5 separate regions of the Homo sapiens genome follow, and regions 1, 2, 4 and 5 are each linked to region 3. The links are chromatin contacts, found by Hi-C or POLR2A ChIA-PET in ENCODE. All regions are on one chromosome and are shown on one strand. Each heading gives the region's core, a stretch centred on a gene start or an enhancer-like site at or near the end of the contact. The rest is flanking DNA. Distances are from core to core; before and after follow the strand shown. Region 1 holds the start of WDR26 (WD repeat domain 26). Region 2 holds the start of TP53BP2 (tumor protein p53 binding protein 2). Region 3 holds the start of DUSP10 (dual specificity phosphatase 10). Region 4 overlaps LYPLAL1-AS1 (LYPLAL1 antisense RNA 1). Region 5 holds the start of LYPLAL1-DT (LYPLAL1 divergent transcript).

What was found. A loop is a pair of places that touch in the nucleus more often than their neighbours do. ChIA-PET counts read pairs that join two places held with the same protein, here RNA polymerase II (POLR2A). Pooled maps may share reads with other maps.
Region 1: a map of CD4-positive, alpha-beta memory T cell shows a loop between it and region 3 (6-fold over the local background). The contact joins the promoter of WDR26 here to the promoter of DUSP10 in region 3. A Hi-C loop is called at or near these places in 1 of 168 maps with a recorded cell type or tissue (CD4-positive, alpha-beta memory T cell), 1 of 37 single-sample maps with no recorded cell type and 9 of 50 pooled maps.
Region 2: a loop to region 3 is called in a map of naive thymus-derived CD4-positive, alpha-beta T cell, with 9 times the contacts of the local background. The contact joins the promoter of TP53BP2 here to the promoter of DUSP10 in region 3. A Hi-C loop is called at or near these places in 1 of 168 maps with a recorded cell type or tissue (naive thymus-derived CD4-positive, alpha-beta T cell), 1 of 37 single-sample maps with no recorded cell type and 9 of 50 pooled maps. POLR2A ChIA-PET finds 5 or more read pairs at or near these places in 2 of 52 experiments (CD4-positive, alpha-beta T cell and OCI-LY7).
Region 4: a map with no recorded cell type shows a loop between it and region 3 (7-fold over the local background). The contact joins the enhancer-like site here to the promoter of DUSP10 in region 3. A Hi-C loop is called at or near these places in 2 of 37 single-sample maps with no recorded cell type and 2 of 50 pooled maps.
Region 5: a loop to region 3 is called in a map of CD8-positive, alpha-beta T cell, with 14 times the contacts of the local background. The contact joins the promoter of LYPLAL1-DT here to the promoter of DUSP10 in region 3. A Hi-C loop is called at or near these places in 2 of 168 maps with a recorded cell type or tissue (CD8-positive, alpha-beta T cell and ascending aorta), 2 of 37 single-sample maps with no recorded cell type and 9 of 50 pooled maps.

The regions. Positions count from the first base shown.
Region 1 is chr1:224,432,681-224,436,046 of GRCh38, forward strand. WDR26 (WD repeat domain 26) reads right to left here and starts at 2,117. Exons shown (of 14, transcript NM_001379403.1): 1 at 1,004-2,117. The coding sequence starts at 1,725. It also overlaps a transcript of CNIH3 not described here. RefSeq lists a silencer at 2,096-2,495 and an enhancer at 2,836-3,025.
Region 2 is chr1:223,844,537-223,847,584 of GRCh38, forward strand. TP53BP2 (tumor protein p53 binding protein 2) reads right to left here and starts at 1,411. Exons shown (of 18, transcript NM_001031685.3): 1 at 1,118-1,411. The coding sequence starts at 1,144. RefSeq lists a silencer at 1,239-1,548.
Region 3 is chr1:221,740,664-221,743,766 of GRCh38, forward strand. It overlaps DUSP10 (dual specificity phosphatase 10), which reads right to left and starts at 1,426. Exons shown (of 4, transcript NM_007207.6): 1 at 1,318-1,426. RefSeq lists enhancers at 496-1,133, 1,134-1,771, 1,243-1,432, 1,763-1,962, 1,772-2,409 and 1 more and silencers at 413-462, 2,183-2,662.
Region 4 is chr1:219,463,839-219,467,093 of GRCh38, forward strand. The region is part of intron 2 of LYPLAL1-AS1 (LYPLAL1 antisense RNA 1); the gene reads right to left. Among named protein-coding and RNA genes, the nearest start is that of LYPLAL1-AS1, 92 kb to the right of the region's middle. Within about 2 kb of position 1,578, at least 2 of the 41 ENCODE cell types and tissues checked have a DNase peak (open chromatin) inside an H3K27ac peak, as active enhancers do.
Region 5 is chr1:219,172,219-219,175,538 of GRCh38, forward strand. It overlaps LYPLAL1-DT (LYPLAL1 divergent transcript), which reads right to left and starts at 1,570. Exons shown (of 5, transcript NR_038845.1): 1 at 1,252-1,570. LYPLAL1 (lysophospholipase like 1) reads left to right here and starts at 1,660. Exons shown (of 5, transcript NM_138794.5): 1 at 1,660-1,763. The coding sequence starts at 1,673. RefSeq lists enhancers at 1,491-1,540, 1,621-1,950.

The DNA of each region.
Region 1 (3,366 bases), core at 867-3,366, 2.7 Mb after region 3:
CCAAGAAATCCATAAATGCAAAAGTACACATCGGCTAGCCTGAGAGCTTAATCTACACTCTGAATGTAGGAAACTGACTGCTGCTGCACGTCCTCCCCCCTTCATTTCATTCTGACTCCGTCTCTTGCACCTCCTTCATCAGGCACTCCCACCAATCCTACCTTCCACCCCCTTAGTTTTTCTTTGTGTGTATACAAAACGGTGGTTTTTGTCCAAGGTCGCTGTCTACCTTCACCCTATGTTAGGTATACAAGGCCACCTAAATTGTATTTGAAAACAAATGGTTCACCAGATCAGATGTCCCCTTTTCAGAGGCGATCATCTTCTTGGTATTAAACTGAGATTTCAGACTAGTTAGGGTTAGGCCTCTTGTACACACACACAAGGGCCTTTAAACGACATCAACACTGTATCTTCATTATTCGCATCAGATTTATTCAACAACCTCTTTCCAAATGATCCCAGCCCCTCCGTTCCCATAAACACTTGTAGGTGATTGTCTTTCCTGATTGGTAGTTTGCTTGGGTTGTTGTCTGCCACGGTTGGGGGTGGGGAGGTGTCCCACAAAGATGCCTCCAAGATACACTTGAAAAACAAATCCTCCAAGGTTCATTATTTCCACCAGCTCTAATCCACCCCTCCCCCAACACATACAGAAACACACTCCCGCATCTGTCTTTATTGACAGACAATTAAGCTCTGAAGGTGCGTGGGGAGAAGTCATTCTTTGGGTTTCTCCTAACCCTTCCTAACCCCTCAACGCCTGTCTCGTCTCACAATTTGTCAGACTGATTGATTTTCCCCTATTTCCTTTCAGGTCCGCTCCTCCTCCCCGGTCGCCCTGAGCCGCGTCCTCCTGTGTACTGGGTCCTGCGTGCCCAGCACTCATTCTCTTTGACCGAGCTCTTTCAAGCCCCCCTCCCCCCTCCGCCCCTTCCCCTACCCCCCTGGAGCCTCCGTCCCTCGGTCTGTCCATCACCAGCTGGCGGTAAGGGATACTTACTTGAGCCCTAAGCCATTCAAGTGCTGTCCTATTAGCCTAATGACATCCTCATCTGACTGGGAGAGCCGCTTCTTCTTCTTGAGGCTGCTGCCCAGTTCTGGGGTGGCCAAGGAAGAGGAGGCGGCGGTGGTGGCGGAGGCAGCTGCGACGGTGGCTGAGGATGCGGCGGCCGCCCCGCCGGGAACCCCGTTATTGACATTCAGGCTGTTGCTATTGTTGCTGGCGGCGGAGGGGGCGGAAGGCAGGAGCCCATTGGCGTGGGCCAGGTCCCCCGCGGACGACGACGACGAGGGGGACGACTCCCCGTTCTGGGCCGACAAGCAGGCGAGTTCCGGGGTCTGTCCCTGGCCCCCGCCGCCCCCTCCTCCTCCACCGCCGCCGCCGCCACCTCCTCCTCCTCCTCCTGCCCCATTGGCCTGCATGATGCTGCCGCTGACCAGGCTGTGGCCGCTACTTCGGTGGGGGACAGCAGCGGCGGCGGGAGGGGCAGCAGCCGGGGGAAGTCCCACCACTACCACCACGGAGGAGGAGGAGGAGGAGGAGGACGAGGACGACGAGGACGGAGGGGAGAGGCCTGCTCTGCCTGCCGAAGCCCCGGGCTCTCCTACTCCCTCCGCCGCCGAGGCTCGGGGTTTCTTCCGCGGGGGCGGGGAGGCTCCGCCGGTGTCCGAGTCGGAGGAGGAGGAAGCGGAGGCCAGAGTTTCCTCGCCGAGAGAGGCCGTGGTGGGAAGCCGGTGGGGCGAGGCGGGGGAGGGGAGGCGGGGGCCGGGGAGAGGGTCGGGGTGAGGGGGGCCGGGGAGGCGGGGAGGGGGTCAGGGTAGGAGGGTGAGGGTGAGGGTGAGAGGAGGGGGAGGAGGAGGAGGGGGAGAAGGAGGATCCGGGCCCTTTCCCCCCCCCCTCCCGGAGGCAGCTCGGGGTGCGCGGCCCGGGGGTCGCGCCGGGGGGCGCCGCGGGGCGGCTGCGGGGGCGCGGGGCCCGCCGCTGGGCTGAGCCCCGGCAGTGGCTGCGGCGGCGGCGGCGGCGGGCGGCAGCGGAGGCAGCTGCCGCCTCTGTCCTCGGATCCGCTCCGCTCTGCTCCCTGGTGTGTTGATTCTTCCCCCAGCTGCTGCCTAATGGAGTCCAGGCGCTCGCGTCACAGGAAATGCCTATACTGCCCTCCTCACTCACTTCCGGTGGCAGGTATGGAACCTATAGGGGGCCTGTCACCCAGCACGTGCATCGGGGGCTGTCCCGGGGGTCAGGGGAGGGAGGCCAGCGGGCCGGCGGGGTCCGCCCCGACCCCATCCACGACCCCGACTCCTATCCGATCCTATCCCCGGCCCCGCTCGGGCCTTTCCCCTTGCGCCCTGGCTCGGCTGGCTCGACGAGCAGTAAGTTCGTAGCCGCCCTCCGAAGCCGGGCGTGCATGGGATGGCAGAGTTGGCGTGCGTGCGTGAGTCCACCAGTGTGGCATGGGCATGTAAGGTGCGCGGAGGGACTGCACCTTCTCCATCAGGTGCAGAAGGTGAGGATGGGGCAGGGGGCTAGGAGCTTCGACAGGCAGGAACTTCCAGGCACAGGGCTGTGGTAGGCCCCTCTCAATGGTAACCAGGACCGAAATCGGGTTTCACAACCTACTTGTTTTAGGGTGGAAAAACTTGAATTTCCACAGCCAAGTGCCACACAGTTGCTGTACCCGGGGCCATCCCGGGAGCTGTGAGATAATGAGCCGGTGAGACTCTGCTCCACCCTGGGAAGGGGAGTTAGTCTAGAGGAGCATATCTTATGGGGACAAGAAGTCACAAAAAGGCTGTGTGGTGTGTAGAGAAGGGGAGGGACTCTGCTGTTGAGGCTTCACTCTTTTTTAGCACTTGCCCAGCACCTCCTTCTCTCTTCCAGCTGCCTCTTGAGTCACTGCCCAGTTTAGGGAGCAGTAACATAAACCAAACAGTTGCCTCCAAAATATGCATTCTGAGAAGGATTCAGGCACCCATTCAGATCCAGGCTTGAAATTTTTACGTGGCATGTGAGCCTTCTGTGTCATCATGACTTACCAATTTATGTGAATGTAGAAATGCAGCAACAAAGACTGGGCTGAATCTTAATCATTGGCAAATGGTGTGCATTATCCCCAAACAATTATTTTCATGTATGTGGTTGATAGCATCTATACTCAATATGTATAAAGATTTTCTCAGAAATTTAAAGTCTTTCTCTGAAGTAGTTTTCCTGTGGGGAGGGGAAAAAAAACACCTTAGTTTCTAATTAATACATCATACATCGCTGATATTTATTATAGTAATAACTGAAAGTAATTTTGAGGCCTTTGGAGACAGTTGTTTTTAAATTTGGAAATACAATAAAAAATGATGCTGATGAGAAAT
Region 2 (3,048 bases), core at 161-2,660, 2.1 Mb after region 3:
CCAGGCATTAAACTAAAATAAGATGCATAATGCTATTAATACTTTCAAATTCCTTGAATCCTGGCAGGACAAAATATCCCAAACCCTCTAAACCCAATTACTAATTCTAGTGAATTGTTAAGTCGACCCAGTGAGAGTTTGGGACGCCCTCCATGACACAAGCAGGGGGCCAGGGAACAGCATATTATACTCTGTATGTATGACTGCAAACTTTGTCATCACTCCATTCCACAGACTTCATAAAAGTAAAAGCTTTTTGTTTCTTTGTCTGAACAAATGGAGCCACAAGCATAGGATGCCTGCAAGATGTCCCCACTTCAGTGGGAGAGGTGCAAATACAACTTCCACGAAGAAACTCGCTACTGAAGTCTGCAGAAGCCACCGCAACACACCGCAAACCTCCATTCCGCGATCGCTGAATGACAGAGACATTTCTGAAATGTCTCAAACCTGCTGTTCATCTGTGGCCTGGTGGCCGTGTCAAAAGCCTGCGGAGCTCCTAAAGAAGGCACTAATCCTCTCCGGAGGTCTTGCTAAAAGCTGTGGGAAACGAAGGGAGCCAGGCACGTACGCTTTCCTGCAATCTAAAACTTCCGAGATTGCATTTACCAAAACCCCTTTCCACAAAGAGGTAAGGGTGACTTAGCTGCTACTGTGGATATCAAGATCGAAATTCAATTAAAAACAAAGCAAAGGTACCCGTTCCAGTAACGTATGTTTCACTCCAGTAAAAAGTAAAAAGACACAGCAAAGAACAAGGTCCCCGGTTCCCGTATTCTTGACCTTCAAGAACTGCAAAAAAGTCAAGACCCAGTGAAAGACGAAAAGTTTGAGTGGCTGCTGGGCTCGCGGGCGGCTCGCCTGACTCCGGAGCAGCTGGAGGAACCCGCCTCGAGGTTAGGGTCTCGCCGCGCCCCCACGACGGCTGTGGGCGCAGAGCCCAGAGGATGGAGCCTCCCCTTCCTGAAACCCGCTCGAAGCTCGGAAAGCCCCGGCCCCTCCGCGCGGGCTGCGGCCCCCAGGCTCCTTCCCCGACGCGCCCGAGGGCGCGGACCAGCCCCCGGCACGCGACCCCGCACACTTCCGGGCCCGACGCCCTGGCCGCTCGCCCACTTACCGGCATCATCTTGGACCCGAACCGCATGGAAGCGGGTGGCCAGACTGCGGCCCCGGCCGAGCTGAGGTGCCCCGGAGGGTCGCGGATGCGGGGGAGGGGAGCGGAGAGCGAGGCCGCCCGGACCTGTTGCGAGGCGGCGGCGGCGGCAGCGGCGGCGCGCGGGTCCGAAGGGCCCTCCGCGCGGGCTGGGGCACCAACAAGCCCCGGGCTCCCCCGCCCCGGCCGGGCCCCCTGACGCGGCTTTGTCTCTTCGACGCTCGTGACGGTCGGGGCTCCCTCCTCCGCTCCGAAACCAACTAATCCCGGGTCGGGCCCCAGCCGAGCCCGTGCCGGCTCCGCCCCCCGCGCCGACCCCGCCCGCGGCGCGCCCGGCGGCCTGGGGGAGGGGCGGCCGCGGGAACGGGAGCTGCGCGCGCCTGCGCGGGCCCGGCTGGGTAGACGGGGAGCGGCGGGAGCCGGCCGCCTTTTCTTTCTTCGCCCCGGACTGAAGTGCGGTCGGGGCCGCGCGGCGGAGCGGCTGGAGCGCGCGCCTCCTAGCGGAGCCGGGGCAATTGGAAGGCCGCGCCTCAGGAAAACAGGATGGTAGTGAATGGCACCGAGCCGCCCCAGGGCTGCCGCCGTCACCTCCTCGGCGGCTCCGAGTCGTGCGAGGCAGGGGACCCTTTGCCTTCAGAACAGGGCGCCCGACGTTGGGCGCGTGGACAGAGTCCTCCGGCGGCCGCGCCGCTGGGCCAGGCGGAGAGAGGCGGACGGACTTCAGGGGAGGCCCGGGCCACGCCGCGGAAACTACCCGACTCCCTGGAGGCGGCCAGGACCGACCCTGTCCCGACAAAATGGAGTTCCCCGTGTGGCTTCAGCTCGCGGCGCGTTCCCAGAGCTCCTCAGTGATCCGGCTTTCGGATTGTTCGCCTTTCATCTCATTTGCCGTTGTCCAAATTCTAATTTAAAACTCATGTGTTACTTGCTGTAAGGTTAACAAACGTACACCGCAAACTGGATAAAGGGATAACTTTTATGTTGTGTATGTTTTACCACAATAAAAATAAATTTTGTAAAAATGTGTCAGGCAGCATTCTGAGGAGCTTCCCTGGGGGGTGCTGGGAACACCCTGCAAACAGCCTCCGATACGGGGAGCCGGTGGATACCATCCTTTTCCAGGGAGGGAGGCCAAGGCCTAGGGAAATGGCAGGGCTGCCTTCCAAAGAGTAGCAGAGCGGGTTCAGGCTTTTATTCCACCTTCCAGAGAGACACATACTGCGGGAACCCTAACTCCAGGAAGCTTTGTTCTAGTAAGTTGTCAGTGCAAGTTCACTCAGAATCACTTTTCTCTGCCTTTATACATGATTCTAGAACCTGAAGTGGGGTAAATCCCCTGGGTTTATCTAGTATCAAGAACAGACAATTCTTTCTTAGCCCACCATATCCCTTACCAGAATCTCCATCGAACTCCCTATTGCACCATCCCAGATACTGTATCTGGAAATACTAAATTACGGTTAATTCAACTAGAATTTAACGTTCTCGCCCGGGCGCAGTGGCTCACGCCTGTAATCCCAGCACTTTGGGAGGCCGAGGCGGGCAGATCACCTGAGGTCAGGAGTTCGAGACCAGCCTGGCCACGTGGTGAAACCCTTGTCTCTACTAAAAATATAAAAATTAGCCGGGCATGGTGGCGCATGCCTGTAATGCCAGCTACTCGGGAGGCTGAGGCAGGAGAATCTCTTGAACCTGGGAAGCGGAGGTTGCAATGAGCAGAGATCACCCCACTGCACTTCAGCCTGGGCAACGAGAGTGAAACTCCATCTGAAAAAAAAAAAAAGAATTTAACGTTCTCAAAAAATCTGGTTTATAGTCTTGTTTTCTTAAGAGGGTTATACTGAGTTAAGCAAAATAAATTCATCCCTCATTCAGTAAATATTTATTAAATACCT
Region 3 (3,103 bases), core at 176-2,675:
CCTAGAGCTTCTCTCAATGGGAGGCAGCCACGTTGTATAAGGTTTCAATCCCATACAGATATCCCCCCTTCAAGAGTACTGATTCCGTAAAGAGGACCTCCCAATTAGCCTGTACTCGTTGAAAGGGACAGTGAATTGTTGCCCACCGGATCTATCTCTGATTTCAGAGTGTCTGCAAAAAGACAGCTCCTTCCTCCTGTAGGCACAGGGGCACTCTACAACTCAGGCTTGCTAACTCTTCTTCTTCTATTAGACATGCACATAGCAAAGACGCCAAACCCCACGCCAAGAGACGCTCACCTAAACGAACTTTAAGAGCTATCAGGAAAAATGCCATCTATCATCCGTCTACACACGACCGTCACCATTCTCATCCGTCTACACACGACCGTCACCATTCTCTGACACAGAACCAAAGTGTCACAGGCGGAATCCACACTCACGCGCGCACACGGGGCACGCACCCATCACGTCGGCAGATCTCCAACGACTCGGGTTTCTCTCACCCACCTTTGGATGGGAGCGAAGGAGTCAACCCCCCTTCCCTTGCGTAGTATTTTTTCTGAAGAGCGAGTTCTATTCCAGAAGCTATAACTGTTTCCCGGTTGGACCAAGCGGTGAAAGTCTTTGCTATTGTGTTACCTGGTAGGACACGTCCAGGATCAACATACCATTTCTTCTGAGAGGGACGCATAAGCGTGTTCACAGAGACACGCGCTGGGACCCCCACCTCCACACAGAGTTCAAGGCTCACACACACACACACGGAGTGTATAGAGAGACCTGCATCCCTGCAGCAGAGGGTCGGGCGTACATACTGCCCGTGAAACCATCCAGTCTGGCCCAGAAAATCTCCCAGAGAAATACTGAGCTATCCCCTCTCCCTTCCACCACTAGGCAAGAGCTGGAGAGAAAATTAAGTGGTTAGAGAATGCTTCTTCCCCATTCCTGGAGCACTTAACATCCCCCCGCCCCCCGCTTCACTCCTCGGCACACAGCGCACTAATGAGCCCCGAGCATTTAAAACTGCCGCAAAGCATCCCAACAAACCTCATTTTTTCTTCGCCCCAAATCCAAGTAGACTGCAGGGAGTAAACGCACAGGGTAGCAGGAGCCAACGGCCGGAACCTTATAACCCTACCTGCTGTAGCTCCTCCGTCAGCATCGCATCTCTATCTTTCTGTCTCTGTCTCTCTCTCACACACACACAGATACACACACACAAACACACACACTCACACTCACACAAGCACCGCCTTACAATCCTCCACCTCCAGTCCCGGGCTCTCAGGAGTAGTCGCGGTGACTTCCACTTACTTCATAAATAAGTGTATTCCTCCACCATCTGGCGCTCCTCTTCAGCTATGGACTCGCACATTCAGCCCCCATTCACTCGGCTTCATTGATCTCCAGCAGCAACATAGTTACTTTCTCTTTTGCTACACTGTAAATGTAAGGTTCTGAGGGGGCGGACTCGCCGCCGACCGACGGCGGGTTGGGCCAATAAGAATCCGGAGAAAGCCGACCGCTACCTCACAGAGCCCCGCGACCAATGGGCAGCCTAGGGGGCGGGTAAGAAGGCGTGGCCTCATCTCTTTAAGGAGGGTTTATCCGAAGCTGCTCTGGGTCCTCGGTGTTAAAACACGGGCGGTGATGTCATTGGCAACCAATCAAAAACTTAAAAGAGCCAGCCGGGGCCGCGCGGAGCAGCTGCTCTCTATTTACATGTAAACCGAACCGGCAGGATGCAGTTAACCCTTTACCAGGCTGAAGTGTCAGCGGGCTGGACGCGCTGCTCCGCTAAAACTGGCTCTTCCCACTGGACGGGATCCTCCAACACTCCCTCACCCGGGGACAAACCACGCTATTTTTCCTCCTTACTATGGACAGATGATCAAAAGTATCGGAGTAACTTTCTAAAGGAAAGAGACTGCGATCACCGTCCCTAGTGGGAAAGCCGGGTTCTCTCCGAGTCGCTCGAGGTGACTTGACAAACGCTAAGCCAAAATTCGCGGACCTCGCCGGGTCTTCTGCGCTAGGACCAGCATGAGCGCGCAGCCAGGGGCGACGCTTCCGCTCCGAGCCGCGGCCCGGGGCCACGCGCTAAGGGCCCGAACTTGGCAGCTGACCGTCCCGGACAGGGAGGCCCTTCAGCCTCGACGCGGCCTGCGTCCTCCGGAGGGCCCTGCTCCGCCCGGGAAGCGTCCGCCTCCCGCCCGCCCGCCCGCAGATGTCGCTGCCCCTCTGGCTGTCCCGGCCTGACCGCCGCGCGCCGCCCTGCTGCTCACCTACTTCCGCGCCACGGTCACGCCCCTGCCGTCCCCAGGCTAACCCTCCCGGGGCTCGACCCAGAGCACTAAGGCGGCGCCACTGAGGGCTGCTCGGAGGAGGAGGCTTGAGTCGACGCCAGAGGCGGCAAGGGACGCGCCCTGAGCAGCGGTGCAGAGGCCAATCCCCTGGCCGGGCGTCCTGGGGCCCGCTACGCGCCCGCTGCCCCTCCGGGTCTGGGTCCCCGCCCGCCGCCGCCCCCCTTTCCCGCCTGGCGCGCTGGGTCCCCGCGCCGTGCCAGCAGCGCGCAACCCACCCGCCCCACATGCCTCGGCCGCCACCCCTCGGTCCCGCACGGCCCCTGCCGAGGCCAGGACCGGCAGCCCGGCGCTTCTGGAACAGCCGCAGCTGGCGGAAAAGAGCCAGAGCCGAGTGCAAATAGCTAGATTGAATGGGGCCGGAGGAGCGTGGAGGAGGTGACGCCGCCTCTCCCCGCTCCCCTGACTTTGGCCGGCGCCAGGTAGCTGGCCGCAGCTCCTGATCAGGGAGAAGAGTAGGGGGCGGGGCAAGCCGCCCCTTGCCTAGTCCGGAAAATATTCTCATTAGGGAAACTGCAGGAAAGTTGCCCTGGGATACAAAAAGAAGTGGAGATGAACAACCCCAGATGAACTGTGGAGAGTCTACGTCCAAGAACCCTAAAGAAGTAGAGCTTTTTCTTTTCTTATCTGTGAGAGAAGGGATAAAAAGTGAAATAATGGAATAATACATTATGAGCACTAGGGAATGTTGGGCTATCGTTTTTCTCCCTTACCTGATTGGATGGGGTTTGGAGGTC
Region 4 (3,255 bases), core at 328-2,827, 2.3 Mb before region 3:
ACAAGTCCACTAATGTATTAAGCAATCGAAGAGCCAGAAGTTGGGCAGGCTTCAAATTTGGCACAATGTAAAGTTCGGATCTGTAAAGGCCCAGCTTTATACACAGAATCTGTCCCTTCTCGACTCACTGCCTATGAAGACTAGCAAGGGGAATGGGAATTTAGAACTCTAATACCTTCAAGCCTGTAGACTTTTATTTGCATGTTGCCTTTCACTCTGTATCTTTTCTCCATTTTGAACTTGAGTAAATCTTTATGGAATAATTAAGAGGAGGTGTAAATGCTTGTTTATCTTGGAAACCTGGATTTTAAGTCTATAATTCTTACTTAGCTGCCTTTACTTTCTGGATATCTTGATTTTTTAAATAATAACTCTGCATACGTCCAAAGTCAAAATTAAGAGTAGAAATGAAACATCAGGTTAACTCAAACTCAAAGGTAATTGAGATTTAAATGGTATGTTTACTAAAAACATAGATAAGTGAAGCAACATGGGAATTTCTATCGATATTATTCAGATAAATGTCTATTTTCTTCTCCTCGTTTAGCCAGCCACGTGCCTTCAATGCAAGTTTAGCTTGCTGAGTTTTGTCACTTACCACTCATGCTGTACTACATTAGCTTTCCCAGGCAGTGATCTAAATCACCTTGAAGACTGTTGAACACAAGATAAATTGAACGCAATCTTGCCTCAGCTTCATACAGCCTGTATTTAATAGAAATGAAGTTAGGTTTTGCCTATAAAATGAGTGTCTTAGATCTGAGCACTACTTTCCAAATTTTTTTCTTATTATGGCACATATGGAAAATGATATTATTTAGTAGTGCTCACTGGTCTAAAGAGATAGATAAGGTAGCTCATGGCTAGGGAAAAGTGACTGAGGGCTCGAGGTACCCCAGATTCTGCCCAGCCAAAATAGGGCTGGGGGATCAATACCTTGACACACCTGGATTAGTAGCACAATGTGTTCACATCTACCACTGGGAACACCAGATTGGAAGCTCTGTAGTAAAAGATATTTAAGGACTATTTGGAGATTCTATGACTTCTTTATAGTATAATTTACTGGGACTTGACCACCGATGTGTGATTTGGGTATTATGGTTCAAAACTTTCTAAATCATAAACTGATCCCAGAATGTTTGATGCTTGGTTAACAGCATGGAAAGGCCCCTAATGCTGGGATGACCAACTGTCCCAATTTGACCAAGAATGAGGGGTTTCCCATGACGTGAGACTGTCAGTGCTAAAAGCAGGGCAGTCCTGTATAAACCAGGGCAGTTATCTCCTACCTACACTGTATTAAAATCCTTTATTAAGGAAACAAAGAAAAGAGAATCCAGGGTTTCTGCTTTCAGGGCTTGGTGTTTGTTGTAGTCTTTCTTCCCCGGCCATTGGAACCAGAGGCAGCACCCCTGTGAACTGGTCATAGAGTCCAGGTCATCTATGGTTTAAAAAGCAGAAGGCTATGATTTTTCTTATAAAATGTTTTCCTTTGTAGAGTTGTTTTTGCCAGTTCCAAGAGGAAATAGTGGGCTGAAATCAAGAGGCATGACTGGATGACTAGTACTAAGCAAATGATTCGTGCAAAGATTTCACTGGAAACATTCAGACTCATAACAATAGTAGTTCTGACATGACTACCTCTTGCCTGAGAAACTCATAAACATGGCCTCTAGGCTATACTTTTTTTTTCAGCAGCTGCTGGTTCTTTAATTTAATTATAAGTTACAAGTAAGCTTCTTAAAGAGGCCATGTGTGTACCAAACAGTGTTCAGAGGACACTCCGTTCACAAATTTTATGACAGTCAGCACTGTTGGAATTACATGTTCTAATATGAGATGGGTGGACTGGTGTGGGAGAAATAAGAGCCACCATTCTCCTCCTCCCCCACCCAGACTTAAACCAAAATTGTTTTTGAGGTTCAAAAATATTCACATGACAGCTTTCTATGTTTGGCTGGGGCAGACTAAACTGCAATGCCAAGAAAATGGTTCCTTCTAGCTTTAATTCTAATACAGATGTCACAGGACCTGAGAGGTGCTTCAGTGCTGGGTCCTCGCTCTCACGCAGAGCTCCTGTTTCATTATGAACATTTATTATGCACTTACTTTTGTGCACAGAACTAGGCTTTGCGCTGAATGAGAAATGCGTAAGGTAACAATCTTTGCCCTCAATGTACACACCATGTCTTGAGGGAAAAGCCATCAAAGCAAGTAATTTTTACACAAAGCAGAATAAAAGAATAGAAATGTAAAAACATAAAAAAGGAAGAAATGGCATGTGAGCTGGTGGTATTTGGCAGGGTTCGCCATGTCAGTGAAAGGGGTGAAATTTGAAGTTCTAGAAACACACAACAGGAAGTTTTTTTCTCTTGCCATTACCCACCAAGACTAACATACTCTTGCTTCTCTGAGATCCATGTCACACAGAAGCCTCTTTTCCGAATGAACGTTGACTTTGAAGTCAGACAGATTTGAGTTTGAATTCCACCTCTGTCAGGCATGAACTGTGTGACTCTGGGAAAATTAGTGTCTCTAAATTGATTTTCTACGTTATAAAAGAGAATAACCAAAACCAGCTTTATAAATGTAGAAGAGGTAAGATATGTAAAATTACCTCATACAGATCTTCTACAAATTGGGCAATTTATGAGAGAGAGGGAGAACTACATGTAGTGGGAAGACTTGTACTGTACTCTCTCATGGTGTATAATAGCCCCCAGCTCTTTCATTATTAGAGAAACCAACAATACATTTTAAACTTACGGTAAATTAGATTCATTAGAATCTCAGATTCTAAGAATGAAATCCTTAGAATTGAATTAGACTCATTGTTTTCGTATTAATGTCTTTTTCTAAGGAGATGGTGGAGTTAAAGATGCATGAAGGAATGAAGGGAGAAGATGTGTAAGTATGTGGACAGCCAAAACCTGACAAAAAAGAATGAATATAGTTCAGAAGAAAATGCATATTTCATGTCCTATCTTCCAGTAAAAACTAGTACATATTTATCTTTTACATGTGTTTTATTATATCTTTGGTTACTGATATTTGGTCAAATGTAAACAAAACACTCATTGGATATACCAAGCATCACTTACAATGATGCAGCTTTATTCTTCTGGAGAAATTGTTGGAGGGAATTGCAATATGGTTTTGCAATGTGTGTAACATTTTGGCACATACTAGTGATAATTTTCAATGATTTTTCCCCTTCATGAATATATTCCAGATATTAATTTGAGACTCTAA
Region 5 (3,320 bases), core at 320-2,819, 2.6 Mb before region 3:
GAGCTCAGCCTACCCTAGTTTGTCCTCCTCAGGGACTTCACTTATACAACTCTCTGCTGCAGATCTATGGGCTTTGGAGAAATGACTCAGAATTTCTTTTTGATTTGGTTAACTAATGGCATGTAGGACCATTCTTGTTGATGGTATTGTTATTAATATAACACCATGATAGCTTAGAGCTGATTTTGGCAACTAATGTTGATAGTAAACAGTTTACTTACCTGTAAGTAGGGTGATTACCTGGAACAAATAAAAGGTAAGTTGTAATTGCTAAAATGTAATGCAGACTACAATGAATGGAAGGCCAGTGTTTAATGGTACTTAAGCTTTTACTGGGTTATTTTGTTGAATTTTACATGAGGCAAGAGCAACCTGCTGGGGCCACTGCCTTCAGTATTAAAAGATACCTATGTTTTGGACTTTATACAGGAAATAATTCCATTTCTTAGTATTTTTAAAATTATGGTAAAATACACATAAAATTTACTAGGTGTATAGTTCACTGGCAGTTATTAACACTGTTGTACAACCATCATCACTGTCCATTTTTAAAAATGTTTCACTATCTAAGCAGAAACTCTTGTACTCATTAAACAACAACCTCCCAACTCCCTCTTCCCTTAGTCCCTGGTAACCTCTAATTTCACTTTCTGTCCCTATGCATTTGCCAATTCTAGATATCTCATGTAAGTGGAATCATACAATTATTTGTCCTTTTGTGTCTGGCTTCACTCGGCATAATGTTTTCAAGGTTCATCCATGTTGTAGCATGTATCCGAATCACATTCTTTTTACAGGCTGAATAATATTCCATTCCAATATGTACATAGCACATTTGGTTTATCTCTCCATCTGTAGATGAACATTTGAGTTGTTTCCACTTTTTGGTACTTGTGAATAATGCTGCTACAGAACACTGAAGTACAAGTATTTGTTTGAGTCCCTGCTTTCATCTCTTTTGGGTATATACCTAGAAGTGGAACTGCTAGTACCTATGCTAAGTCAATGTTTAACTTGTTGAGGAGCCACCAAATTATTTCTATTGCCGCAACATCATTTTACATTCTGATCAGCTATGCACAAGGTTTCTAATTTCTACACATCTTTACTAATACTTATTTTCTGTTTTTTTGATAAGAGCCATTCTAATGGGTATATAAAGCAGAATCTCATTAAATTAGATTTGCTTTGTAAACTATTTATTAAAAATAAGAGACACGAAGAGAACTTATTATTATATGCTTCGCTTACCCTGTATATCAAGAGCTGCAAACATCCTGTGCGAGTCCCAAAGTGAAAGGTAAAATATGGTTCTATTAAATTTTAAACATAGTAACACGAATATTTCTCCAAATAAGGTAATCTTGAGTTTTGGGATTGCATTTAAAATTCCTACAGCAAATGCTCAGGATATAAACATATCCATTAGTCATTACAGAAGTCCACACGAGGCTGACACACGTAGAATACCATTATTAGCAAAACTAAACTCAGTACAGTTACAACTGCCTCAAACTTGACCCCAAAGTATTGAAAGCTCCTCAGAGAGCGGGCCAGCAGCGCTGCGCATGCGCGCTCCCGGGCGTGCTCCCGCGCGTGCCTGCGTATTTGCGTGCGCGGCCCCGCGCGGCAACGCAGGGGCGGAACCGCATGACTGGCAGTGGCATCAGCGATGGCGGCTGCGTCGGGGTCGGTTCTGCAGCGCTGTATCGTGTCGCCGGCAGGGAGGCATAGCGCCTCTCTGATCTTCCTGCATGGCTCAGGTGGATTTCAATTTTACGTCCTGGTTTTCTACAGCTCGGGAAACATCCTCCCCTCGGTTACCCCAGTATTGCCCAAGTGGAGGTGTCGCCGGGCCCAAATAGGGCCCAGTGGGTGGCTCCCCCGTCGCCAGCCCCGGCTGTAGATGCACGGGCAGCGCCACCTGCCCCCAGCCTCCCCCGTTAGTCTTCCTCTTTCTATCGGGCGGTCACTGGTCCACCACCCTCGCTTTGGGGCCTTGTGTCCCGCCGCTCAGCCAGCCCTCCATCCCCACAACACACCTCCCCATTCCTCGCCCCAAGTTTAAACAGAGCAAGTTAGTAAGGTAAGTCTTCTGCTAGAGGGAAATTATTTAGTGTTTTTCATTATCAGCTACTAGTGATTTTTCAGTCGTAATTGCCCATTGCTTTTTCCAGGCTCCCATACTAATGTAGACAATTGAGATTCACAGTTAACTTAGATACTGTTTACAGATTATCTCTTTTCTGTAAGCCACTGTGCCATGGCTGGAGTGCTTTCTCTCACTTTCCTTTTTGCTGCTTCTCTTTCCTTCCTTTCCCTTTCCCGCCTGTGTCATTAAACTTCCAAGATAGACTACAGGGGCAGGACCCCCAGGGACAGGCATCTTCCACTACCTGCCCTTAGTAACGTGTGCTTAATGCTGTATCGTTACTTAACACTCATCTGTAATCACTTTTGTCTGTCTTCCCCACTGGATTGTGAACTTCCCACTGGATTATGAGAGTAAGGGCCCTTGTGTCAACCTTTGCACCCCCAGTGCTTGGCCCAGGGTAAGCTCTCAGGAAATGTTTTTTAAAGAAATGAGATGCAGCCGGTGTCCTCAGGGGGCCTACCTAAAGTTAAAAACAAAAACAATCCAATTAGTTTGAGTCAGCAGTGCATGGAAGATCACAAGACGGTGCATGGTTTCCTGCCAAGTGAATTGTAAGAGAAAAAAATGTGGTTAGGCATTATTAAGGCATTTGGAAGATGAAAAGCTTGTCAGACTTTTCGAAGAAAGTGGTCTTTGAGCCGAGACGGGTAGGCTTAAATGGGACGGTGATTGGAAGGGAATTGGAAAGGTACTGGGCAGAGACCTGGAAAAGGGCAATTGTGGGAGGTATTCTCTTTATTTTGAAAATGAGGCCAGACAGGTTCAGCAGCTTGGCCAAGGTCTCTTAGCTGTTACTGTGAGTAGTGGCGGATTTGGGATTAGAACCCAAAGCTCTCCGACCTCAAACTCAGGGCTTTGGTGGGGTAAGGTGAAAAAGTTTGAACTAGGATATATTGTTTTGGAGATAGGGAAGAAGAGGTCCAATAGTGTTTAAAGGGAAAGACGGCATATATTTAGAAGGTGACGTGTGTAAGATGACAGCGGTACTTAATAACTAGGAGACTGGTAGTACTATTTAGGGCTCCAAGAGTGTTCATTTATAAGTACCCAGAAATTCCCCAACACTGTACCCTTTCTCATAATCAATTCTCATTATCTTTAGGAAGAACTCCTAGACTATGTTCTTTTTTCCCCTGGACCTCTTTGCTTAAAATAATTATCCTTT